Linked DNA regions of Homo sapiens: region 1 is linked to region 2. The links are chromatin loops, found by intact Hi-C in ENCODE. Cell type or tissue: Calu3. All regions are shown on one strand. Each heading gives the region's core, and the rest is flanking DNA. Links, peaks and the distances in the headings are about the cores only. Region 1 has its middle 80 kb from the start of EMP1. Region 2 overlaps GRIN2B (glutamate ionotropic receptor NMDA type subunit 2B).

What was found. Hi-C counts contacts between places; a loop is a spot of excess contacts. Peaks named below come from ENCODE experiments on the same cell type or tissue, not always from the same donor. Only the 100,000 strongest peaks of a DNase experiment are listed, where the experiment ranks them.
Region 1: a loop joins it to region 2, with 5 times the contacts of the local background. A loop is called at or near these places in 5 of 110 quality-filtered maps.

What each region holds. Positions count from the first base shown.
Region 1 is chr12:13,269,037-13,284,043 of GRCh38, forward strand. No RefSeq gene overlaps it. Among named protein-coding and RNA genes, the nearest start is that of EMP1, 80 kb to the left of the region's middle. In Calu3, for the core only: a CTCF peak has its summit at 9,294 (motif pointing right); a DNase peak (open chromatin) is centred at 9,325.
Region 2 is chr12:13,859,703-13,873,310 of GRCh38, forward strand. It overlaps GRIN2B (glutamate ionotropic receptor NMDA type subunit 2B), which reads right to left. Exons shown (of 14, transcript NM_000834.5): 3 at 6,096-6,524. The coding sequence starts at 6,506. Among named protein-coding and RNA genes, the nearest start is that of GRIN2B, 120 kb to the right of the region's middle. In Calu3, for the core only: a CTCF peak has its summit at 4,579 (motif pointing right); a DNase peak (open chromatin) is centred at 4,589.

The sequences.
Region 1 (15,007 bases), core at 4,525-12,524, 590 kb before region 2:
TGTGGATCTCTTCAAGACAGGCAGTGTGGCAGTCGTAGGCTGGAAGTCAGACAGACCCGGCTCAACCTGTTGCGAACTGTAAGAACTGAGACAGGCTATTCAAATTCCTCCAGCCTTAGTTTTCTCACCTGTAAATGGAGCATAACAATACCTGTCTTGTGGAATTCTAGTAAATACTAAATGATATAATGTCCATAAAGTATCTAACAGACACTCAATAGACTATTAATTTGAGGAAATATCTAGGAGGCACTCGATAGACTATTAATTAAAAAATAAACTTTTGTCATGAAGATTATAATAGCATTTAGGCTTCAATTTGTGTCTTGTTTTTTCCTAGTTAATACTCTTTGCTCAGCTGGGCTTGGTGGCTCATACCTAAGTAGTCCCAGCTACTCAGGAGGCTGAGATGGGAGGATCACTTGAGCTCAAGAGTTTGAGGCTGCAGTGAGCTATGACTGCACCCTTGTGCTCCAGCCTGGGCAACAGAGAGACTCAGTCTCTCAAAAACAAACGAACAATCAATCAATCAAACAAACAACAACCAAAAAACCCAACTCTTTGTTCTTCGTTTACTTGATACTTACGGGTTCCTTGGGATCTAAGGAAGAGGTTAAGTCTCCTCCTGCCCAATCATAGCTTCTTAGCATGAAGGGAACTTGGAGTTCTCTAACCTGATCTGCTTGGTCCTGACCTCTCATGGACTCTGCTTAGCAAACAGGACCAAGACAAAGGAAGTCAACCCAACAGGTGGAGTTTGTTTTTCCATAACCCCATGAGTTATTTTCATCCCACCAGAAGAAAATGTCTCCCAAGAGACCACTGAGGTACCATAAAAAGCAGCAGCACCCGGGTGAGGGCCTATGGTGGCCATTAGCCCGCTAAGCCATCTTATTTCTCCCTAACTACGCCAGCCACTGCTCTGATTCTTAATCAACTGGGCTGCCCCTTTCCTCTGAGATCCCTTGGATCTCATCTGGTCTTTCAAAGGGTAGACAACCCTAGAGAGAGGACAGCCTCAGGTATTGTCTTAATCACCTTAGGAAGAGATTAAACCAAAGGAATGAACTGGGCAAATAACAGAAATGATCCCCCTTTTTCTCTGTCCACTGAGAGTTCCATCTTCTGAAATGTTGACCTACCTAATGTGACCTTGAGAACTTAATATTATCTTTGATGTTTACCATCCTCCCTGGAGACAGAACGAAGAGGATCAAGGACCTTGAGCTTTCTCTTGAGTCCCTTGGATGTGATCAACAATGACATCATTATAGCTGGTGAATTTGGTTAATTCTGTTAGTGTTCTCGATTTAATTGCAGTGGTCATATTAGCTTCCATTCAAACACTGCCATATGGCTCTCCTCTTGCTATTAGTCTCGTGTCTGAACTGGTGACTTAGGGATACCAGTTCTCCACTATGGGGAGCAGGATGTCCACATCCGCACAAGCATTCTTGAATAAACCTCATCATTCAGGGAATACCTTTCATGATTTCTACTGAAAAGAAAATAGGCCAAGGAAATAATAAATGAAAAAAAGCTAAATAGATTCTTAAAAGGGAACATTTGCTATCTCAAGATTTAAGTACCTGGAGGATAGTTGATGACAAAGCCAGTTAGTCCTCCTACCATGGGGACACTTGAAAGGTCTTCATTAGGCACTTGTTTCAGAGATTGGTAGGGGCTTACGGAACAAAAGCTGCTGGGCAGAGATTTCACTGCAGTGTCAGAGGGCCAGCCCCTGAAGCCTTCTCAAAGTCCCTGTTCTTTTTTGGCCATCTGGTCTTAAGTACCAGAGGACATGCTGGGAATTGGTGAAGGACAGAGAGAGATGTCTTCAGGAGCATGGTCCACTGAGGCTCTTGTGACACAAGTGGCTGTCTTTAATTTGCCCAGAGTTTTAAATGGGAGAGTGGGCACTGGCTCTGTGTTGCCCCGATGTGATCCTGCCTCCGCGAGTCCTCCCTTTTCCCCAGTGCTTTACGCTTCTCTCTGGAGGCAGTAGATGGCTCTCTTGGGTACTGATTTCTCCATCATTTGCTCACTCACACCTCCAATTCTTTTGCTGTTTTTCTTGTTTTCCCCCCTAAAGTGTATTCATGAATATAGATCCCTCCCTCTTATGTTCATTGTTTCTTTACTTCTCCATCAGCTTTTTCATTCTCCAGTTTTCAGCCTTTTCTGGTCTCTCCCTCTCATCTTCATCCTCCAATCTGCCCTTTCCTCTCTCAAGCTCTCCTTCTCCTCTGTATTCTACTCACCATTTTAATTCTGTATTCTCTCTCTCTGATTTCCATCCTAATATCTCCATCTTTTTGTCTTCTCTTTTTACCCCTTTCTCTCTGTCTCTTCTCCACAAAGCACTCTCTGAAAGCTGAGTGTGTGTTAAGATAGACTTTATCCGTGCTTTGATAAAAACAAGAACTCAACGCAGAAATATTTTACCCAGACAGCCTTAGCTCTCCGTTAATCTTTAGGCTCAGCGGTGGCTTGCACGCTCATGTCCCATGTTGTTATTCCACAGGCATATATTTAAGGTTGTATTTCACTCCAGGATAAGATTGATTTTTCCAAGATTAGTTATTAGTTCCTGAAGTGGGCCGTTATTATGGATGAGGAAGCTAAGTGGATTGAGCTTGGTGTTGTACGAAATACATAACAACCAAGCCGGAAATAGCACTGCCTCATGAAGCTGTGCAGGGGCTTGGAGGTCATGGCCTCTGCAGAGCCTCCTTGACTCCTCAGGCCAGGGTCAGGTACTCTGCCTAGGTGCTGTTGTGCTATGCATTCTTCTCCTTCGTAGCCTCTATCTCCTGCCTATGTGCTCAGCTATTTCTGCCAACAAAGCATAATCTCACACACTGTCTAGTATGCAGTGGGCAATCCATGCATGGAGTCCTCAGAATGCCAGGAGATCCTCGTGAGAGCCTTCCTCCTATGCAGCCTCTTGTCTGCTCACCTCTAGAGTGGTGGAGTTTCTATGGGTAGCTGCATTAAGAACTCCCATTCATATGAGAAACCTGAGAGCATTTCACTTCAAATAGATATCCCCACTGATTATTCAACATTTTACTTCCAGGCCTGTGTACTAGGAAATATAGGCATTAAGGACACCAAAATAAAGAAAGACCTAGCAAGAGGTCCTTCTCCAATCTTTAATTTAACTTTCCCAATCCCAATGCCACATTTTGTCTCTTTGCAATTGTCCGAAATGACAAGTCTCCTTGGCTTTGCCCTTCTGGCCCCATTGGATGTGAGCTGTGATCTCTGCTGGTGTGGTTCATGGGCCTGGATGGAGAAGTCACTTCTGCTGGAATTTTCCAATGTATATTTTCACCATTTTAATTGCGAACATATCTTCCTGATCAGGACTTGTGTAGAATATGCTATCAGATTTTCTGGAGATTAACATCCTCACATGATTTTTGTTTGCAAATAGGTCTGCAGCCTGTCTTTTTTTCCCAGAATTATTTTCAGCATTATGAACAAGTTTCAAAAATCACTTGGTTTTAGTGCGGCATTTAGTACACAAAAATGTCATTGAGCCCCACTATGGTTATGGGAGCCACCCTTATCCACAAAGTCACATTGCTTACAAACTTGCCCAATTTGAGGAATTTCAAAAACTTACTTGTCCTACAAGAGTTACTTTCTGAGGATGACAGGTAAGTTTATTATTATCTTGAGTGTAATGATGGTTCATGGATGTCTACATATGCCAAAACCTATCACATTGCACATTTTAAATATAGGTGGTTTACTGTGTGTCAATTACACCTCAATAAAGCTGTTTTAAAAAACCTCACTGGATCCAAAATTCTCTCCCTTTCCCATACCTGAAATGTAATTATTTTGTTTTGTCTCGCTGTCTTTGGCTTCATCAATCACAGTCATTTGGTTCTATCAGTTTTGATGAAGCAAACACGGCTGGTAGAATAAAAATACACCCGACAGATTCTCTCATTCTTGTGCCAATTAAATGAGTTTGCTTACTTTTTAACCACTGGGATTCAGAGCTGTAAGTAGACAGAACTGGAATTCAGATGAGGAGGAAAAGAGAGAGAAGTAATTTTGGAGCCTAGGAAAGTTTGGAGAATGAGGGGACAGGGTAAAGCCACTGGGTAACCAACCAGGTTCTGGACCCAGAGATAAAAGCGTTAAGTGAATTTGTGTCACAGGTCCACGTCGTTACTGATCAAAGAACGGTCCTCTCCTTGTGTTCGTTAGGGTAAATGGTGGATATGCAGCTTTGAAGTCAGGCACACACGGACAGGACTATGGGCCCCATTACTGATTAGATGTCTGACCTTTGGTAAATTTCTCAACTGACTTTAACTTCAATTTCCTCATGTGTAAAAGGGCATAAGAATCTTTATCTCACAAGGGTGTTGTGAGGTCCAGGCAGGATGATATAAATGAAGAAATTGCCTTGCCCAGAATACTTATGTTTCTCCCCATTCCTTTCTAACTTTTTCTTACTTAAAAAATATTTTACATATATATTTTAAAGCTTCATTAAATTTATTTAAAAATGTGTATAAATGTGTTTTTTTCTAATTACATAAGTAATCCATTCTAATCATTTTGAAAAATGCAGAATACAAATCAATCAATTGGGAGGGCAGGAATCTCCTTCCCCGTGAGTTCTTAAGAGAAAACAAGCACGCCAACATAGCCAACATGTAAGTGCTCACTGTAATCTGGAAAGACCCCTGTTACGGGAAAGTGGCTGTGGATAGGAGATGGGAAACTGCAGGCATGCGTTAGGCTCACTACGTTATTACCTTTGGTCAGCTCTGATTTCCTTTCTACTTGTTTTTAGAGATACCGTTGTCTTATTTTAAACACTAGGTAAAATAAAAATTTGGGATACTTTTAGATTGTAACGTTCAAGAATGCTTGCTCAGTGTTGAGAGCAGAGGGTGGATGTACCACGTGATCCAAAGCGGCTCTTGCTGTTCTGCTGTTTCCTTTTTAATAAGGCCAAACCCGGAGCACCCAGTCGTACTCTTGACTTGCTGATTTTCCCGACTTCCAAGCACAACAGAATTAGCCTGCAAGCCCCAGAGCCTCTGCACTATCGCTCACTCCTCTTCCCTCCAGCTCCGGCTCTGTCGCCCAGCCGTGCCTGGTCTCTCTACTTCACACGTCTGCTCCAGCATCTCTGCTCCCCCTCCAGTTGTCACATCACTTTGCACACACACAATATTTTTTTTCCTTGCCAGCCACTCCACCATCAGTGCCAACCAACCACTCCTTTATATTCCTCAAATTATAGTCATGCTATCGAGAGCTGGAAGAGACTTCAGGGTCTTCTACCTCTAGTGTTGCATTAGTGCCTAGTTTGAGTAGGTACTACTCGAGTGCCCTGAATCTGATATCCTTTCTCCCAGCTGTGTGTGGCCTGGAATGCACCGGGAGGATGGGGCAAAGTGGAGCAAGAGATCACTTGCTACGTGCAGCTGGCCAGGATCCCCTGGCACCACTGACTCTTAAAGCCAGCGGGGGTTCAGGAGCCCCTTAATTTTGGCATCTTGTGTGTCACGAGGAAAAACTCTTCTCTCTAAAGAGTGCATCTGCCTGTGCTTCTCTTAAATCTAAAAACCTCCTGTGTACTTCCATAACTGGAGGGTCCGTTTCAATCCCTACCCACTAGCCGTCAGTGTCCTCACAGCCTAGCCAGAGTCCACTGTGCCCCCACTCCCAGACATGCACACAGGACACCCCAGCCACATACGCACTCCCTTGTCTACGCTGTAGGTCTTTGCACATGCTGTGCCCTCTGACTAGAATGCTCTTCATACTTTCCTACTCAGAAAATGTCTGGTCAAACCCTTCTTGGTGTTGCCTTGCCTATGTCTGTGGGCACCTTGCATGTTACCATGAGCCCCTTAAGACCCTGATAATGGTAATAATAATGAAAGAGACAACATTGGCAACCGACGTTTATTGATTATGCTAATAAAGACTCATTATTTTATTATCTTCTGAAACAACTTTATTATAAAGCTACATTTAGGGATAAGGAAACTGAGCTTTCTAGAGGTTTAGTCATTTACCCAAGGTCACAGCTAAAAAATGGTGGCCTGGGGCTCAAACTTAAGCTTGTCTCATTCCAGAGCCCAAATGTCACTGTGCCCCTCACCACTTATCATGCCGCCTTGGCAACTGTCTGTGAGCAAGGCTTGCTTCTCGAGGACAGGAACCCTCAGCATATTCCCAGTGCCTAGAACAGTGCCTGGTATATGCTAAGTGTTCAGTGAGTGTTTGTTGACTAACTGAATAAACAAATAAATTTCAACAGAGCCCTCCCCTCCTCCAATAGTCCTTGAACCAAACCCAGGGACTTGGGTGGAGAGAAGTTCCTCTGTGCCCAGGAGCAGCAGCAGCAGATGGTGCTGCGGGGATATGCTCTCTCTTTACTCTTGCACCGAGCTGCTCTCTCTCCATCCCCTCTCCTCCTTCTCCGAAGCAGCCCCATGTGCTAGGAAGATGGCCAAGTGAGGCCACTAGCCTTCCAGCAGGAAACACCTGGCTGGTCAAAGCCTTTTGCAGTGCTTTGTTTCCACAATAACCTTTTATTTGCCTCTCTCTCTTAGATTTCATGCAAAGCCAACTGGTATTTTTTTAAACAGCTGAGAACACCAGATGGAAGGGTAGGGGGAGGTGGAGGCACAGTGAAAGGCAGGAAGGGGGCAAGAAAGGGCTGTGGATGAGAGGGACGTCCTGAAACATGTGAGGTCGGGAAAATGCCAGACAGGTCAGCAGAGGTAGGGAAGGAAAAAAGAGCTGAAAAGACCAGCAGCCACCATATGTGTGCATGCACATGCACGCCGCACTTTCAACATACCATTAAAATAGAGAAAGAAACGTTCTGGTTTCCGTAGCAACAAGGCCTATTGGTGCCTCAGCCAGAGAAACTTATTGGAAAGAAAGGCATTTGCCTGTTAAGGAGCCTGATGAATCGGGAGATAATTATACAGCATTCCACCACCACTAAAGACACACAAATACACTCCAGAAAATATTTTAAAGAGCATAGATTGTCACAAATCCCACAAAGGCAGTGGGTGGGAGTGAGGCAGCAGGCGAGGAAAAAAGGCGACTGGAACGGTTCTAGGTGAACACCTAGGGAGGGGGCCCATGTGAGGTGGAGACTGGAACCAGCTCACAGGTCAGTTGTCAGAGGCAAACATGAGGCAGAGCTTGACATACTGGTATTTGATTCTAAGGGGCCAGCACACTGAGTCCTATCTTCTTTGTCCTTTTGGGAAGTGGGTGGGTGGATCTGTCATGTCTAAACAGTTAGATCCAGTATGAGAGGGTTCGCTGAGAGCAGTGGGATCAGCGCTGTTAGGGCACTGCTTCTGCGGCGGAATGAACTGTGTGAATGTCATAGGACATCTGCTCCCCCAGATGGGGTGGGACAGAAGAGGAGAATCTTCAACACTGAGTAGAGGATTGTAGAATCTTCCTTAGGGTAGAAGGAAAGGAGATACACAATTGTACTTCTCATAACGCAGGACACTGGGCTGGGCACATAACAATTGCTATATAAAATACATAGTGAGTGAATGAAAGATGGAATGGATACATGGATGGATAGATGATTATGTGAGTGACTTGATGAATAAATGGACAAAAAAATTGTGAATAACCAGGTCCCTGACTTCTCTCCTCTTGCTCATCCCTAGGAACTTAATTGCAAATCAGTTTTGTCCTCCAGAAGAAGGTCACTGAGTAGTCAGAGGTTCCGTGGTGAAGCCTTTAGATAAGAGTCATGCCCTGCAATAAGCCCCAAGATCTGGGGCTAAAGACAGCCCGGCATCTTCAAGAGCCTATTACCTTTGAAGATTCAGATGTGTTGCATATGTTCTCCTTCCTCCTTATGGATGATACACCTTGTGATATGCCCTTCCAGTGTTCCACCCTGAATTAGAGGGAAGAGCTTGCCCACTTCATCACAGCACCAGGACCACTTTCTGTAGCTCTTGGGGCTCAGGTGAGCCCTCAACTTCTGTCTGAGGGAGTTTTCCTATCCTCTGATCGCTGATAGTGCTCCGTGAGCCCCTCAGCTGGCCCTTTCTTTACACATTGGTGTCTAGAATCATGACTTCTTATTCAGTTTTTCCTGTGTGTATGTTGCTCCTCTCCCACTACACTAGTGGGAGAAGCCACTTGGAGAACCTCTTCATAGCCGGAGCCACTAGCAGGCCGCATATCAAAGAATTGCATATTTGCAATGTTGACACCAAGGAGAAGGACACTGATCTCTAGCCTTTAAGAATTGGCTGAAGCCATCAGACTCCACCCTCAGCTAAGATCAGCTCTGTGCCAAGAAACCCCTTGTACACTAAACACACATACACCATACGCAACATTTTGTGGGTGATGCCTGGTTGTCTTGCATGGCAGACACGGGCTAGAGGGCTGTGTGAACTGATGAGAAAGAAAGGGAAGGAGTCAGGGAAAGTCCCAGAGGACTCATCCCCTTGCTACTCATAGGCACTTGACTATTAATGAACTGAGTCTGTCACAGTCACAACACAAAGGGGTCCTGCCAGGGAAGGGAACGCAGAACCACAATAGACGGCTTCTTTGTCCTGGAAGTAGAGATGAGGCAGGATTCTCCTTATCACCACAATCTTAGCAGTGCGTTTTGCTTATATTTTGTTTTTTGAATAAGGAAAAGAAGGTTCAGCGAGGTTGAGCAAATTGCTCAAGGTCACATAGTTAGCGTATAGATACGTATTGAATTTACACTGTCCCTCTCCAATGTCCAGGCTGTCAACTCTGGTATTATATTGACTGTTTGGACTTAGGCTCACTGAAGGCACTGGAGGAAGCCAAAGTATGTTTTATTTCTTTGAATGAATGCCTCTTTGAAAACACAGCCTGCTTTGGGAATATGAAAGAGAAAAAACAGGTCAGAGTTCTTTTGCTACTTAAAATGAAGATGAGGGAAACGGTTCAGAACAGAGAAAAACTTATAAGTCTTATTTTGTGTAAGCATCATATTAAACATATTCCATTCCAACTATAAACAGATTTTCACATTTCCACCTTCCCCCTCCCATTACCCTGCATCAGCCCCCACCATCCCCAACAGATTGTTCCCTTCCTTCCTGTTTATATTATAAGAAAGCAAAATTGGCTTCCCCTTCATTCTCCACCTCCCACCCTGCACCATCTGGGGGTGCATAGCTCTTACCCCGTTTTTTGTTGTTTTTTTTTAATACTCCCTCGACTTCGTGTCCAGCGGCCCATTCGATTTTGAAGCTCCGCAGAGAGTGCCTCCAGCGGCCGCCAGGGGTCGCAGTCGAGCAGCTGGCGCCGCCTCTGTGCAGGGGAGCAGGGGCCGCTGGCCGGGAATCGCAAGCCGGTCTCCTGTACATATTAGCGCGCAGCATTAATCAGGCCGCAGCCTCTGCAGTGCTTTCCGAGGGGAGTCAGAGACTAGGGCTGGGAATGAGACCGGGCCTTTTCGGGCCACTAGAGCCGGGCCACCTCAACTCTCCCGCCCTAGGCTCAGAGCACACAGTGCTCAACGAAGTGCAGCGAGGCCAGCTGCTCGCCTGGCCCAGGGTCGAGCCTTGCCTCCCAGGATTCCTAAACATACGGGACCTGTGAGTCTGTGGACAGCAGTGCCTGCCAGGCCTGAATTCATCAGGAGTGGCGGGAGGTGGCGTAGAGGGGCAGCTCTTGATGTAGATCGGGAGGACACCTCCTCTCCCTCCCCTGCCCTCTTACTGACCCCAGCCCCTCGACAACACAGGCCCCTAGAAGCCAAGTGGCAGCTCTGTCCCTGCACACGCGTGGGCACTCCCCAGACCCCTGCCAGTTCTCAGGTCACCCTCAGACAGATTTGGCCAAACCTCCCATGGTCTTCTCATGTGCCTGGAAAGCCAGGCCTCTGCCAGAAGCTTATCAGATGGGAGGCAGAGCAGGGGAGGGCCAGCACGTGCTTCCTCTAGCATGAATTTTTCAACATTACATTTTCATCTCTCTGCCCTATTTCTCTCAATTCTCATCTCTGAAAAGAGCAGCGCAATTCCCTCCCACTGCCCTTTTTAGAGACGGATCTGCTTCTTCAGATTTGATGCAATTACTGGGCAACTAAGATGGAGGCACTAGGGGAAGAAAGGGGGAGCGGGAACAGAGGGGAGGGGAAAGGGCTTGTCAGCCCTGAGACCCGCAGGTGCGCCCGGGAGAAGCTGTGGCTCCGAGACGCTTGCCACTCCTGGGCAACACTGTTGAGCCCTTTTACTCAAACCATTGAGGTGAAACACCAGGGGCCCACGATGCGCCTCCACTTTTCCTTCCTCTTTCTCCATCTGCCTCTCCCTTTCATCCCTTCTTCCCTTCCTTCCTTTCTTCTTTCCTTAGAGACAGACACAAGCACACATATAGACATTCCTATGCATGTGCTTATAATACAAGTCATGCTTGGATCTTTTATAATAAGTTCTAAAGGGATAAGATACTATGGGGGGGGGAGAGAGATCTGATCAGTTTGGTGAAATAAGTGGGATTTGAGTTGGATCTTGAAGAATGGGTAGGACTTCTGCAAGAAGGAGGAAGGCAGGCCAGTGACAGAGAAAAGCTTGAACAAAGACATAAAAGTGACAGATGCCACAGCAGTTGGAGAGAGCCATGAGTAGGCTGCAGTGGCTCCATAGAAGGTAGAGGAGAAGAGGATGTTTTGGGCACAAGCCTGCAAAAGTTAGACCAGAAAATGGAGAACCCTAGAGCCCAAATGAGGAGTTAGTGCATTGGTCTTTGGACTGCAAAGCCCATCAAAGGTTTTCATGGCACAACAAATCTGTGGTTGTATTAGTTCATTCTCACACTGCTGTAAAGACATATCTGGGACTGGATAATTTATAATGAAAAGAAGTTTAATTGGCTCACTGTTCTGCAGGTTGTACAGGCTTCTGCTTCTGGGGAGACCTCAGGAAGCTTACGATCATGGCAGAAGGCAAAGGGAAAGCAGGCACATCTTCATATGGCTGGCAGGAAATAGAGAGTGGGGTGGGGAGCTGGGGGAGAGGTGCTATACACCATTAAACAAGCAGAACTTGGGAGAAGTCTATCACAAGAACAACAAGAGAGAAGTCCTCCTCCATGATCCAACCACCTCCCACAAGCCCTTTCCTCCAACACTGAGGATTAATTACAAGATTTGGGTGGGGACACAGATGCAAATCATATCAGTGGTTTAGGGATATTTCTTCAAAGGATGGGTAGATAAGGGATTGAGGTGCTGGGGGTTGGCAGCTGGGCATGGAAGGTTTGGGGGGCTGTTGTGGTAGTACAGATGGAGACAGTCAGGGCCTGACTTTGGGCTGCCACACTGGAGCAGAGAGTGTGAGACACCATGAGGAGAGGCTTTACACTTGCTCCTCAACACCCTCTTCCCACCTCTGCCCCTCCATCACTCCCCATCACAGCTGATGATCTCCTATCACACTTCACTGAGAAATGGGAATGATTGGAGGAGAACTCCCTTTTCTCCCAACCACCTGGTCTACACATGAACCTGTGTGTACCCAGTGTACCCATTTTCTCTTTTCCTCCTCTTAGTATGGAAAAAAATTCCCTTCCTTCCTGTTTATATTATAAGAAAGCAAAACTGGCTTTCCTCCACTCTGCCTTTCTCAAGGACTTTTCTTCCTCATTACTCCCTTTTTCTCCTGCATCGTCAGTCCCTCCCTCTTTAATGTTCATTCTCACCAACACATAAATATGCTCTATCATTCTGCAGCTTCACAAAAGTCTCCAATGCTACATCCCTCTCTACCTAGAGCCTCATCTGTAATAAAACTTTTCCAAAGTCTGCACACACTGATTCTATCTCTTCACCTACAAACTACTCTTCAGTTTGCTCTGATCTGGCTCATTACATTACTTTACCAAAATTACCCTTCAATCTCTAACATTCTAAATCCAGCAGGTAGTTTTCTGGCCTTATATTGGCTCTTCCATTCATATTTGGCATACTTGACCCCACTGTCCTCTGTGAAACACTCTTTTTCTTAGTTTCATGACATCATAGCTGCTTGTATTTTTTCTATATCAGTGACCTCTGCTTCTCATACAGTTCTAGTGGCTTCTGCTTTTGGAGAAGATGAACAAATACTGAAGTGCCCCAGGACCTTGTCCCGGGATCCCTTTTCTTCCTTTCTCTTCCTGTCTCATCTACTCTCTTCTCTTCATCGATGTACTCCCATGGCATAAATACCATCTCTCCAGTGATGCCTCCAGATAGATCCCCATCTCAGAGCCCTCACCATGGAGGCCCAGGCTCTTACATCCAACTGTCAAATTGACATCTCCACCAGCGTGTCTCATTGGAATCTTAAATTTAGCATATCTAAAACAAAACTCTTAATTCTCTTCTGTACCCAACTGCCAGCTGGTTCTGTCCCTCTCTCTATGTCCCCAATTCAAGAAATGGCATTATCATCCACCTAGTTGCTTACACTAGAACTCTTGAGTCGTCCTTGATTCCTCCCTTTTCCTCATCTCTATATCCCATCCATCAGCAAGTTCTATCAGGTTTACTTCCAATATAGGTCTCAAATTGGCCCATTTCTCACCATGATCACTGCCATCCTGGAGTTTAAGCTGCCATGATCTCTTACCTGGCCTGGTGCAAAAGCTTTGAACTTGTCTCTCTGCTCTGCCTCTTGCCCCTTCCTCCCCATAATTCATTCTTCATGCATCAGTGAAAATGAACTTACAAAAGCATAAATCAGGTCAGATCCTTCCCCTGCTTAAATGCTCTTCTTTGATTTCCCATCACACTTAGAATAAAATCCAAAGGCTTTGAATGGCCTCCAAGACTGTCCACAATGTGGTCTTGCCCCGCTTCATCCTCACCTAGTTATGATCACTCCCTTCTCAATATGCTCTATATACAAAGGTTTCATTGCTGGTCCTTGAACATGGAAAGCTTTTTCTCTGTATATGGCCTTTGCATCTCCTGACCCATGGACCTGGATTATTTGCTCTCTGCCTGGGTCTTTTTATAAGAGACTCCCTTCTCGTCCTATAAAGATGCCTTTTCTGCTCATCCTCATGCTCCTAGCTATCCCACATCACCTTGCTTACCTCCTTCATGACATTGCTCACACTCTGCAACACAGAAACTTATCTGTCATCTATTGTCTGTCTCCTGAGAATAAGAAACTTGTCTGTCTTGCTCACCCCAATATTCTCAGCACCAAGCAAAGCCCCTGGCTGTGAATTAGCAGTGTTATACATTGGGTAGAAATGACAGAATCTGGTGAGTTATCCTGTATATAAAGCAGAGTGATGGAGAAGGGAGGAGTTTCATTAAGGATGAGAATGAAGAACCCAAAGAATGCAAATACAATTCCAGTGAGAAGAGGCAAAGGAGAAAGTACAAGCTTTGGGTTGGTGAGGTAGGTAAGGTGCTGATTTTATGATGGGTTTGAGGTGCCTATGGGACTTTTAGCTGTTAAATGGAGATGTAAGCCTATAGCTTGGGAAACAAGTTAGGGCTAGAGATATAGATTTGGAAAACACTGGCTTAGTCTATTTTGTATTGCTATAGCAGAATACTACAGACTGAGTAATTTATAAGGAACAGACATTTAATAGCTCACAGTTCTAGGGACTGGGAAGTCTAATATGAAGGTGCAGGCAGGATTGGTGGTTCCAATTCCAAGATAGCGCCTTAAACACTGTGCCCTCCGAAGGGGAGGAAGGCTTCACCTTCACATGGCGGGGGATAAAGAGACAAAAAGGGACCAAATTCACCTTTTGATAACACCATGAATCCTACTCATGAGGACAGAGCCCTCATGGCCTTATCACTTCTTAAAGACCCCAGCTCTTGGTACTGCATTTCAATCTCAACATGAGCTTTGAGGTGACAAACATTTGACCATAACAACACCTTTGCCAAAATAGTAATGAAAGCACCCGGAGAGCATTGGATGAGATGATTGTGGTGGGTCAGGCAGCGTGAGGGCAGAAGAAAGACTTATAGTGAAGAACAGGAAAGGGGAGGGGCCTGTGAAGACTGAGGCAGCAGGGAACCAGGAGGATGAAGTGTCACTGAAGCTTAGAAAATGTGAGATTTTAAGAAAAAGTGCTGCAGGTTGAGTATCCCTTATCTGAAATGCTTGGGACCAGAAGTGTTGCAGATTTTGAGTTTTTTTTTGGACTTTGGAATATCTGCATTACATTTACCAGTTGATCAGACCAAATACAAAAATCTGAAATCTGAAATGCTCTCATGAGTATTTCCTTTGAGCATCATGTTGGTGATCAAAAAGTTATGGATTTTGGAGCATTTGGATTTATGATGTTTGGATTATGGGATGCTTAACCTGTAGAACAAATTCAGTTCAGTCCAAAAAATACTTCTTGTGCCGTCCCTCTGTTCCAGTCTACATACTTTTTACGGAACTACAAATATAAATAAGCTCTCAACTTTTCTGGGGGGAGCGGGGAGGAATTATAGTCTGTTAGGAGAAATAGATATGTGAAAACATTTATGTAAATAAAATATGTATTCACACAAAACAGCACTATGTACTTTATAAGAGTATATCCAGATATAAAGGTAATATGTCAAATGTGTTAACAAAGTTTCCTGTTGGGCAGAACAGGAGTGGGAAATGGAGATAAAAAGACATCAATATATAAACAAAGCAAAATGGAGGTCTCAACCAAGCAAGAATGTAATAGTGCCATGAATGGAAGCTTCTGATGATTCAACCATCTGCCCACCCTGGTAGATCCTTGCAGCTTTTTCTTTAATATCAAAAATGTTTTATTTTTACTATAAAGTGCCAAATATTTATGGTAAAATCTTCAAATGGTGAGAAGGTATAAGTAAGAAAGCATACATCACTTGGGATCCTACCTCCCAGAAATAACCTATGCTAATATTTTTGCCATCATTCTTTCTGACAGTCCTTTCTGTGTGTATACATGCATGGATATTTTTGGCACTTACAGTTATTTAAAAATG
Region 2 (13,608 bases), core at 1-8,000:
GTGACTTTGGCCAACATACATAAACGCTCTCTGATTTAGTTTCCCCATCAAGAAAGAAGAAATACTACTACTTCCCTCATGGGATTGCATAAGAATTAAAATGCTCATTAACATCATGCCTGGTTCAAAATTGACATATTATGTTAGTTTTTTTCCTCTCACTTTTCCTACCTCTATGTCTTAATACCCTTCATCCAAGAAATGCCATAACATTACAGTTTTCTCCCAAAGTATTCTGTCCCGAGGAATATTATATCACAGACAACTAAAAGCAAGGTAACAATCTAACAGACACCAGAAATTAGTGAAGAAGCGTAGGGTAAGGCATGAGTAACATGTAGCCATCTTGGTTTCAAGATTATGTTGGATATGCAAATCCATATGAGCCAAGGGAAGGCAATAGTCTACTCCCAGTGTCACACACCACTGCCAGCCCATCTACTCTCTCCAAACCCACTGTCATTAAGCAAGTGGGGGTAGAGGATAGGGGAAGAGGGCCAGAGGATGAAGCCAAAGAAGAGTAGGGCCATCTTCCTATCCCCAATTAGATTCCAAAATGTGGCTCTCAGTACAGAAAATGAAAAGTGCTATTGAAAGCATCCATTCCCAAAGAAGCAATTTATTATTTATTTTATTTTATTTTTGAGACAGAGTCTCGCTCTGTCACTCAGGCTGGAGTGCAGTGGTGCAATCTCGGCTCACTGCAACCTCCATCTCCCAGGTTCAAGCAATTCTCCTACATCAACCTCCCAAGTAGCTGTGATTACAGGTGTGCGTCACCACGCCCAATTTTTGTATTTTTAATAGACACGGGGTTTCACCATGTTGGCCAGAATGGTCTCGAACTCCTTACTTAGGGTGATCTGCCTGCCTCCGCCTCCAAAGTGCTGGGATTACAGGCATGAGCCACCGTGCCTGGCCCCCAAAGAAGCAATTTAGAAAGGAAAGAATCATAGCAATAGACTCCACAGTAAGAATATTTTTGCATGTCATCTAAGGAAGAATAAGATCCAGAATGTGATGCACGTTTTAGCTACCATGCTACACCCTGATCAACATGTCTATTTCCAGATCCTGACCCTTTACTCAGCATACCCTTTTCTTCCCCATTCTTGGAGCATTAAAGTTGGATCTTGAATCCTTTTGCCTGCTCCTACTGTAACTTCTACCTTTCTATTTTCCTTCCTACCTTCTGCTCAAGCCATTTTCATTAGTCCTAATGCCAAGGACAAAACAGTTGTCATTGACTCTGTCATTCCCTATCACTACTCCTTATTTCCCTCACCTAAAGTGTCTGTTTGCCACGGTACTGCCCTAAAATCTTCCATATATTTTATTTCATTTTATCTTCAAAATGTAAGGTGTATAGGGCAGAACACAAAATTTATATCTCATAAACTATAAACTGAGTATCATGTAGTATAACTAATGTGTTTGTCCACATTTTCAAAGCTCATCAGAATGGAGACTAAAACTCAGGGATGTATAATTCTTAGTTCAGTGTCTTATGATGCAGAATTGTATAATAGAAAGCATAGGTTTCAAAACAGGTATTCCTGAGATTTGAATTCTAGTCCCATTGCTAATAGTGGGCTGTGATATCCTGGATTAGTTACTTAACCTTTCTAAGCTAAAATCTGAAAACCCAGGGAAGATTTCAGACAATCAGTAGAAAAACCTCCTAGAAATAAATGGAAATACATCTAGCTTCAGTTCATTATTTGGATTCAGATGGGCATCTTAAATCCAGGATCTCAGGGAGAATAAAAGCAATTATAACAAGGCAAAATAAAATAGGCTCTTTATACTCAGGTGGGGAACTGCCAAAAAGCACCTCATACATTTTTAAACATTCTCCATTACTATTCGAAACAGTCTCTGTTACAAGCACCTAGCAGTTCTTTCCAGGTTAGAGATTTTCTTTAAGGGACCCCGTGTGGCTGCAGCAGGCTTCCATACTACTTGTGAGCCTCAGCTTCCCTGGTGGGGTGAGACCAAGACTCCCACCTCACACTTCAGAGCCTTCCCCCAGATTTTCACCTTTCAACCATATGCCCTTCTTGGGTGGTCTCCAATTTAGAGTTTTTTCTACAATGGTCCATGCTGCTTTTCGATTCTCATTCTTTTCCTGCATCATGATACACTCTCACTCCCTTCAAACTGCTCCACATGGCCTTCAGCTTCACCTGCTGAATGTTAGGCTGGACACTTCAGTGAAGCACTTGCCATGTATCACCTCATTTAATCCTCGACAACCCTGTAATCAACATATTAGTATCCCCATTATACAGGCAAGGAAACAAACGTTGAGAGTCAGGGATTGGTGACTTGTCCTGATTCTAACATTTAGGAAGTGATGCCCGAATCCAGCTTGGACTCTAAATTCTGATTTTTTAATAGCCCTACTCAGCTAGCCCCCGTGCTTCTTTCCACCATAATATAAAGCTCATTTCCTCTTTGGGAAAGCAGAGTGCTAATTAATGTTCTTACTGATTAATTAGCATATGCAAAAAAGTGAGCACATGCTATTTGACGAGGTGCTGAACTGCTGAACTGTGTCTGTGCTGTTGTCAAAAGTCTTCAGAAGAATGCTGTCCTTCCAGCATCAAAAACTTCTTGAATACAAACTTTATCCCTGTAATGCAATCATCCACAAGAGCACTTAATAAGTGGGTTTTATTGGAAATAAACTAACAACAAAAACTTAAGTTAAAACAGACTGACAATTACCTGTCTCCGAGAAGGGGAGAACAAAATAGAAGGCTTATTGATCATCCTTCAGACGATTACTATGAGCCTTCAGTGTGGCCAAGCTACATGTCTTAGATTTACTGCATCAGTTCCACTTTCAAATGTTTTTTGTCCTATTCCCCTGTTGTTGATTAATAGTTGTCCAACTGTGTGTCCCCATTCTATGTTTGTAAAATATGGTCATGGTACTTAAAAATAAACTTCTATTAAAAAAACAAAACAAAACAAAAAAAAAACCTGGCCTTAGTTTTGAGGTGTTTTATCTTTGAAATTTGTCCCAAAGGCTTTTTTCTCTGAGATTTGGGGACTCTTTTTATTGGCCTTTATGCAAATCTGTTAAGCCCCCAAACATTCCTCTGCATGGCTGCTGGGAAGTTTGCTGCTGGCACTCTCTCTCCAGGTAGCTCCTGCCACCACCCATTCAGCATCGAACGCCTGGGGCTGAGCCTCCAACTTTCCAGGATCTCCATTACTGGATCTTTTTCTTTCTTCTTTTCCCTCTTGCTGCTTACCTTTTAGAAACTATTCTTTCCAGGTCAAAAGTCAGATATTTACGCTATTTTAGAAAAGCATCTAAAAGTCACTGCCCACCTACCTCCTTATTTGGCGGAGAGAAAGACATGATGGAATATTTGGGTGTGGTAGCAATGAAGGAAGGAGCAAGGGGAAAGTGATGAGAGGAGGTCTCATTACAGTGACCTAGAAGAATTCACTTTACTGGTGTCAGTTCTCCTATTTACTCCTGGAAGGCAGTAGCCAGTGGGTCCTCTATGGAACTGTGCTACACTTAAGCGCTCCACCATTTCATACCCTTGTTATGTTCTCTTGTAGTTAGACTCCAGTATTGCCTGATTATAAATCATGTAATAGATCACTTTCAGTCAGATGACATCCCCCACAATGCCATCTAACAAGGGAGAAAGTGAAGGGTAGTAAGATATATGAGACCTTAACCAGTCATTTTCTTGAGAGACAAGAGAGTACACAGCCTTTGAAGCTAGCAACCAATGTTAAAATCCTGGCTTCCACTTAAGAGCTGTAGCATTTTGGATATGTTACTTAACCTCTCTGAGCCTCAGTTTCCCCATCTGTAAGATAAAGATTAAATAATATCACTTAGGTCGCTAACTGGTTAAGAGTATTAAATAAGATAGTACATACACAGCACTAAGCGCCTAGCATATGGGGAACACTCTCAAAGCCCCTAAGATACATCAGCGAAAAAAAGAGTTCAGTCTCTCTGCATGCTCTGCAAGTTACCTTATATTTGTATAATGATGTTGTGGATTTGTAAAAGGTACCAGAGAGAAGCAATCAGCTAGTTTAGGCATAACTTTTTCTACCAGGGAGAAATAATATAGGTTGCACAACAGCCCACATGAGAAAAAAATCATTTTTACCTGTTGTGCTCTCAAAGTAGATATGTACTTATTCATGGTAATTTTAAAATTCGCTCTTAACCATATCAGAATTCTTTCAAAGCAAAATTGTGCCCTCAAATTGCCACTGTTAAAATAAAATATAATTTGCTAAGGACAATCATATTTGAAAAAAAGAAAAATCTACCTGAAGCACAACTCAACGGGTTCTGCCACAGCAGTCTACATTTTCCATTTTGCTTATTTTTCCCACTTCCCTTAGCATGGGCTATTTGTGCTAGTGCCTATTTTCTAACATCTGTACCTGCACCCACGTAAATGGAAGAATATGTTTCTCATATGATACTGGAATGTCTTCACTTAACACTTTTAACTTGACCTTTCCTAGACTGAAGGGAAGCTCTGAAGCAGAAGCTAGTCATCTCTGCCTGCTGCCGACAGGTGGCGGTAACGGTCATGCAAGGTTCCTTTAGTCTCGGCTCAGCTGCTCCACTGCGGAGGTTGTCAACTAGCCAGGCAGCATGCTTGTGGTGTCTGTGCTAGGTTTTAAGGTGTTTACAAACATTATTAACCCGAAAGCATGTCTTTTAAGTACAAAACTAAAGGCAGGTTTGAATGTGGTGATAAAAAGTATGACAATGACAATAGTAGAAACCCAAAATGATGAAAAATGATAAACGTAGCACTTGTGGTGAAACTAACTATTCTAAGACGTGAATGGCTGGCTGCAAAGGACAGTGCATATGTACTAAGTGCTGTATCTAAGTAATGAACAATAATCAGTAAAGCAAGGAAAATAACTGAATAACTGATAGTATGTAAAAACAAAACAACCCAAAGCAGAATAAAACGCTTTTTTCTGCAGTTAGGGAATAAGCCCCAGTGTCAAGTGGCAATTAGTCATATGACAATTAGCCTAACATTAACGCAGGAGAGGCTAGGATTTGTTGGAGATTTAAAGCAGTGGTTGTCAATCTTAACTGCACTCTAGAATCACCTGGGGAGCTTTTAAGACTCCCGAAGCCCAGGCCAATAATCAGAATCCCGAGGGGTGGGACTCAGGCATCAGCAGTGTTGAAAGCTCTTCAGGTGATTTTAATGTGCACCCAATTGCCTTCAAATCTAAGCATGGGGAAAAATGTGTTGCTACAGGTTCCACGGATTAAAATCCATCTGGATGTGCAGATCAATATGTGTGATGAGCGTTAATACCTTGGCAAGAATTATTTCCCTATGACATTTGTATCTTCAAGTAGAGAAATCACCTGCCTTGAGGGATTTTTCTTTTTATAGTCTTGAAAACAGTATGGGGGAGAACACGTATTGCCAAAGAATAACAGAGTATGCCTTTCATATACCTATTTGAAGAAAAGGTATCCCAGAGCTACAAGCGTCAACATCCCTTAGTCATTTCAGTGAGTCCATTTACAAACAAGTGGACACAAAAACCTTTTCAAAACTATAGGAGTTTCTAGATACCAGCACCTTTCCCTCACTTTCATCTTTAACAGATTGCTAAGCATGCACGGTGGCTCACGCCTGTAATCCCAGCGCTGTGGGAGGCTGAGGCAGGTGGATCACCTGAGGTAAGGAGTTTGAGACCAACCTGGTCAACATGCTGAAGCCCTGTCTCTACTAAAAATACAAAAATTAGCTGGGTGTGGTGGCAGGCGCCTGTAATCCCAGCTACTCGGGAGGCTGAGGCAGGAGAATCACTTGAACCTGGGAAGTGGAGGTTGCAGTGAGCCGAGATGGCATCATTGCACTCCAGCCTGGCTGACAAGAGCAAAACTCTGTCTCAAAGAGAGAGAGAGAAAAAAAAAGGATTAATTGCTGGCCTATCCACGCTGTCAATGCAATCTGGTTACCTTCCATCATTAACAATCAAGTTTTACAGGAAAACAAATGCATGGTTTAGTCCTCAGCACAAACCCTCAGGCCCTTCTCCCTGCAGCCCCTTTTTACCTTATCTGCCATTATCATAGAGGAGCCCCCGTGGATGCCCAGGATGGGGGTGAGAGTCTGTGCTGAAATGAAATCGAGGATCTGGGCGATGGCTTCCTGGTCTGTGTCATCAGCAAACACCACCCCCTGGATCTTCCGGTCAGACATGAGATCACAGATGCGGGTGATGATGCTCTTTGGGTCGGTCTCATTCATGGCTACCAGTTCCACCCGGGGTACCACGGAGAGATGGTGGAAATCATCTTTCTCGTGGGCATCCTTGATGGCCACCTCGTCGGAAGTGCCCACGAGGATGACAGCAATGCCAATGCTGGGGGGGCTCTTCTGAGAACGAGCTCTGCTGCCTGACACGGCCAGGACGGCCAACACCAACCAGAACTTGGGAGAACAGCACTCCGCTCTGGGCTTCATCTTCAACTCGTCGACTCCCTGCAAACACAAAGAAAGAGCATGTTAAAATAGGATCTACATCACGTAACCTGTCTTAGAAGAGGCTAGATACTGCAATTCAAGGACCTTATCTCCTTTCATTGAGCACCAAACCCAACTCCATCTACCAGCCTACTCTCTTATCTCTGGTATTTGCTCTGCAGAATGAGAGAAAATGAAACTTTCAAAAGCCTCAGAAATCCTTGAACAAGGCAATAAAAGGTGCTATTGCTATAGTCATTGGCAGCTACAGGCAGAGACAAAGGAGGAAAAGAGGTTGTGAGTGGTCCAGGTAGCCATGCGAGTATGCATACACAAATCTCCTGGCCCTCCTGTTACAGCCCACCCTTGTACTGTTCTTGGGCTGAAGGAAAGCAAGGCCAGACAAAGTGAGCAGAAAAACGTGCTCAGCAGAGGTGAGCAACAGAACATGGGCTGGATAAACTGGATGTGGGGGGCTATAAGTACACAAGCCCTGCATTCTTGCTGCCTTCACCTTATGTTTGCCTCAATGAGGACAACAGCCAGAAAATTCTTTAGTAACCTTGTTAGTATCTGGCTCTTAATATTAAACTACAAGAACAACTGATACATGACTAGTAGTTTTAAAACATTGCCTCAATTGATCCTTACAATGACCCAGTAGGGAATAAAATAAGAAAAACATTATTATCACCATTTTTATAAATGTTGACGCCAAGGCTCAGAGAAGCTAAGTGTTCTAAGACCATGAACCAATCAATTAAGTGAAACAAACCTGAACCCAGATCTTCTGACTTTTGTATTCCAATATGTGTTCTATTACACTACGTGGAACTGCCTCTCATATAACCAATTATTATAAGGAACACATATTACTCCAATCTATTTATACACCAAAATACAGAAACTTAAACAAATACCATTAGCAGCTGAAGTAATGTTAGAGCCACATTTGAAAAATGTTCCTTTTTTTTTCCTGATGCCATCCTATAGTCGTGACTTCCCTAAAATGACTGATACCGTATTTTCATATAATTTGCCACCTTTTACCTACAAAGAACTCCTTCCTTTTTACTTCCACATATGACCCTAAATCTTATTCTATGCATCAAACTAAGGACATAATGCTCTATAGAATATAAGCCTTGGCCATCTCTCTCTATGCTTCTCATTATTCTCCAAGAGCTCCTCTTATTTTAATATAACTAGTTCTGCTTATGTCGCTTTATTTTAAATAATCAGTGTTCACTATTCAGGTGATGGCTACACTAAAAAGCCCAGATTTCACCACTATACAATATATCCATGTAACAAAAGCACATATTTACTGCCCGAATCCATAAAAAATTAAAAAGAATCATTTATTGTACATCTTTTATATGCTGCACACTGTGTTAGACATTTCCTCATATATAATCTCTCTGATCTTCATGGACACTCTATAAATTAGACATTTTATTCCCATTTCTCAAATAGAAAAACAGAAGCTCAACACAGTTATGTAATTATCCAAGGTCAATGGCATTATAACACCAGCATGCCAATACATAAACACAGCATTTTAATACTCCAAGGCAATACTCTACAAACTGCAACCAGAACCAAAACCAGATTCTCATTCTTCTACAAAGAGAGAGAGCATACAATCAAGGTTGAAAATGCTGCTTCAGATCTCCTGCTTGTTTCAAAAAAAAAAAAAATGGTGAGAGATTAAAAATCTAAAAGTGTTGAGAGATTAGCTAATCATGACAGTATTGAATAAAGAAAGATAAGGAAGTGTTCGAGTTGAGCAGTCAGTCTTGACTGCAAAGGGCATTAATGATTTGGGAGCAAGATGCTGGGGACATTTTGTGGCTGAAGAAGCACAAAATCCAATCCAGTTCTTGGCAGAAAACATTTTGGAACTTTTACTGGTATAGTCATCCTTCAACACTGCCAAGAAGGAGACCTGTATTGATTGCCTTGTCTCTCTCTCACAAATAAGATGAGTAGCTCAGTGGTTCATGCCTGAGCAAAGTTTACTCCTGACAGTTTTCTGATCTCAGTGTCTCTGTGAAAACAGAGAATGACTCCATGAGCCCTGGAAACCTTTGCTGATGGGCTGTACACAATTTAGCAGGAGAAACAGGGCCTGAATTCCTCCTCCCAGAACTTAAAGGAAAGAAACACTAGATAGGCAATTGAGTAGTACTGATATTCAGAGGAAGACAGAAGGAGTTTGACACCACAAAGAGCTGTGGACAAAGTACACACACACACACACACACACACAGTTCAATTCCAATGACTGGTTCTCAAGGAAAGCCAAAAGATTTACCATTTGGCAAAACTATAAGCTAACTTCATTCCAATGGTATTCTAATCCTACAGTTACAAGTCACTAAATTAGTTTCCTTCACGTTTAAAAGTGGCCCACTCTGCCGTGACAGTTTAACTTTAATGCACTCCACTCTCCCACTTTGATGTTTTATTTGCTCTCTCTAAAGTATCTCTTGTGTTCCTTTATCTTGTCTCACACAATATATTATATTTGGCTATGCAGTGGCTAGTTGTGACACCCAAAGAATAGCATCTGGTTTTACAGAGCATCTCATTTATACTCAGGATACAGCAAAGCACTTTACAAAGCAATACATTATGGGAGATAACAGTAGCAGAGGGGCTGTGAGACAAAGAGGCTACTTTGAATACAAACTCAATTTCCAACATTAAAAGGGGATTCATTGAGGGAAAGCATGTAGTCCAAGATAAGCAGAGTGGCTTTGCTCCCTTCCTCACAGAGACCATAAGTCTTGATGCACCTGCTCTAGGAAGTCTTGCTCTCCCTGTAGAATTGAGCATTGCTTCCTTTGGGCTCTCACCATAGCCTGCATGTATCTATCTAAATACACATAAACTTTTATTACCAATATATGATGATGTGTCCACCTACTTTAACTAGTTGATAACCTCCTTGTGAGCAGGGACTTTTTCAATTCAGTAATTATTGAGCACTTATAACCTAGAGAACTTTTTTCTTTTTCTTTTTTTTTCTTTTTTTTTTTTTTTTTGGTGGGGAGGATGCAACAGATACAGATTCTATCCTTCAGGACCATGGTCTAGCAGAAGATACAGACATAGACCCATAAGGAAAATGTTTTCCTCACTTTTATTCATATTCTTGAGCTCTAACAGTGCCTCATATGCAATAAGGAAGGACTCAATAAATGGTGGCCAATACTGAGTTTCTACCATTAGGTTGAACCATATAAAATTGTTAATATTTGACCATTTTTGACCTGCTAGTCAAATAGTTCAACCTGCTGGGTACCAGATATTATTATTGCCAGGTAAATTTCATGCATTATTAGATACTCACAAAAACATTGTAAGTCATACTTTCCTTTTATTACAAATGAGAAAACTGAGGGTTAAGTACATGACCAAGATTACACAGCTAATAAGGGATGACATCAATTTTCAAACCCAAGTTTGTCTGGCTCCAAAGCCCTTGCTCTTTCCCTTCTGGGGCCTCTCAGTATAATATGAGTGTTGAGTGAATGAATGAATGAATGAATGAAATCCCCAACCAAAACCAACTGACGTTTTAATACCAGTTCTGTGTTAACACAGTGCCTGAGGATGGGCGAGTCACCTAATTACCATCTCTATGCTATCATCGGTGAAACCAGGATAATATACCTAACCTACATACCTGAAAGATTTTTGTGAAGATCAAATGAAAATATGTATATGGAAGTGCTTTGAATAATCTAAAATACTCCACAGATCCAAAGGATATTACGTTTAAGCTTCTATAGAAGCTGTTCAAGGAGCCTAGCTATTTATGATAGCACAAAGTGAGTGTGTGGGAGGTGAGGGTGAAAGAATGGCAGACAGAGGCTGAAAGGAATGTTAAGAGGAACCGCGCATGGGGCAAAAGATGTTAGTTCCCTGAGCGATATAACTCCCTGAAGATGTCCCATAATGGCCTCGGGGTAGCAGCGACCTCCACTGACAGCTTACTAGTCATGTAGATGAATTCAATAATCACTCAGGCCAGGGCCAGTATTGGGAATCAGTGGAGCTCAGCATATCGAAATCATGCCATGAATTCAGAAACCAGGGTGCACCAGAAGGACCAGCAACAAAGCAGCAGGATTAGAGAGTTGACTGTTCACTCATTTGGCTCTTTGCCTCCTTGAAGCTTGGGCTAAGTGATCCCGAGATCCATAGCAAACAGAAGGCCACAGGAGCTTATCTTCATGCTGGTAACTGGTACAGGGTAACTATAGCAGGAAACAGTCTACACTTTGCTCAGAGCAGGCTCAGAGCAGGCTCAAAGGGAAGATACATCTGGGTGAGAAGCCAGGCCAACCCTGTCCTTAGAAAACTGAGTCCTGGGGCAACCACAACTGGAAGAATAAAATGTGACTTAATCAATAATTAAGTCAAAAATATTCCAAGCACCATCCCTTAATGCAGTCAGGACATTATTTGGAGTGATTCAATTAAGGAGACTATGACTGGAATATGACAGGCAGTGAGTGAAGTTAAGATTAAGATGCCAGAACTATGTATCAGGTCCAGTTTTCCAAGCTACCAATAAAGACAGAAAGTTAAGAGACATAGGCTTAAAATATGTCACATTAGAGAGTGGGGAAACAATAATTCTCATACAATGGAAGTCAAGAAGAGTATAAACGAGTATAACCTTTTTGGAGGTCAAAGTGGTAGTATCTATCGAAATTTTAATATCAAGACAAAATAAAATTCAAAGGCAAAAAATATCAAAAGGGACATTAAGTGGTATAACATATAGGTACCAGGAAGAAGCAATCATTATGAACACATATGAGGCTAAAATATAGACTTTTCATGTATAAGGCAACAACTAAAATTTACATGGGGAGAAACAGACAAATCCAACTGACAAAAGATCTTATTAACTAAGACATAAAAGATTTTTTTAAAGCATGAGTTATAAGTTCGAACTAGTTCAGATACCTAGAAATGTATATAGAACAGAGAATAGATGTTCTTTTTAAGTACATACATGAAAAATATTAAATCTACAAAAATACATCAATAGATTAAAAAAATCAATATGAAATCAATTGTCATTTTTCTATAATGTGATTAAATTAAAAGTACTTTTTAAAGGTACTAAAAATACTACATATCCAAAATCTTAAAAAAAAAAAACTTGTGATTAAATAACTATAAGGTTAAAAAGGAAATCATAAGGGAAACTAAAATTCCTTTGAACAGAATAACAATAAAAATACTAAATGTCAGAATTTCTAGAGCACAATTAAAGCATTTACAGAGAAAAATACACTTTTAAATACATTTATAAGAAACCAAGAAAATAAAATATGATTAATTATAATTAAGTTTTCACTTACTGCATTAAAAACTTAACAGTCAACCCTAATAAACAAGAAAATAACAAATGAATGAAACACAAGACAAAGAAAAGCAAAAAACAAAACTGATCTTTTAAAAGACGTAAAGTCCTGACAAGATGAATCAAAAAAAAAAAGGAGAGAAAATGCGAATGAAAGAGAAAATAACATATATAATAGAAATTTTGAAATAATGAATATTATGAAAACTAGTTACTTTTCCATTTAATGTGTAATATATAATAAAAATGGCAAATAGGGAAAGGGGCTGAAAAGAATGTAGAACATTTGAATTAAGTTTTAGAAATTTTAGAAATTGTTATTAAAGCCCACACCCCTAATGTGACAAAACTACTCCCTACCCTAGTCCTCCACTTCCCACCCAATCATCCCACCAGCCCACCCCACCTCTGCCAAAATAAAAAGAAGCAAAAGTGGTACAGATGGTTTTATAGATTAAGTATATCAAACTTTTAAGAAGGAAACGAGCCTTGCTCATATAAGTGGAACAAAAAGAAAAAGACGGAAAGCTTGATTCTAGATTCAGATAATTATAAGAAAAGATTATTATAAACCCCTTCCACTTATGGACATAAAGGAAAAAAAAAACCTTAAAAATTAGTGGCCAGGCACGGTGGCTCACACCTGTAATCCCAGCACTTTGGGAGGCCAAAGTGAGCAGATCACTAAAAATACTAAAAATACAAAAAATTAACTGGGTGTGGTGGCACGTGCCTGTAATCCCAGCTACTCTGGAGGCTGAGGCAGGAGAATCCCTTGAACAACGGAGTCAGAGCTTGCAGTGAGCTGAGATCATGCCACTGTACTCCAGCCTGGCAACAGAGCAAGGCTCCGACTCAAAAAAAAAAAAAAAATAGTGCTAACTAAAACACAGTATATTTTTTAAATAGTAATCATCATCACCATGATCAATTGCGGTTTATATCTGAAATGCAAGAATGGCTTAACTTCAGAATATGTATCAAAATAATTCACCACATTAAAGAACTAAATGAGATATTTACATGAATATCTCAGAAAAATGCAGATAACATACTTGACTAAGGGAAATATATATGATAGAAATGTTAAATTGTGTTTAAAACAAACAAATAAAACATCACTCTTTGATAATAGGAAATCAAGAGATCGTCAGCCTTTACCTGGTGGGTACATCCAATAACTGTAATCTATGTAGGAATTAACAAAAGTCTTAACAAGACCTCTACAGCAAAAATTTGAAAACTTTATTAAAAGATTTGAAAGAAGACCCAAACAATGTAACCATATACCACATTCATGAATGTGATATCATAGTATTTTAAGTTCTATTTTCTATCATTTCAAGCCAATTCTTATCAAAATAATAGTAAGATTTTAAAAGAAATGCTATAAATTTATTCTAAAATGTATAAGAAAGGATAAAAGTACCCAAAGAACTATTAAACACAATGTCCTTATCTGAACCTATAATGAAACTGTGCTATGAACTAAGAAGTATGGTTGACTCAATTCTGCAGAACAGATCCAAAATAATTTTTAATTAATACATTTTTAAGAATTGTAAGTTCCAAGTCAATTAAAGTTTTAAGTTATACCTTCTAAATTTAAATCTAGAGAAGCAGGGCAAATGTTGAACCAAAGAAGTGATCTTGACTCAGAATGCTTAGCTTAGGCAATACATGCATTCATCAACCATCTGAGGTAGGAAATGT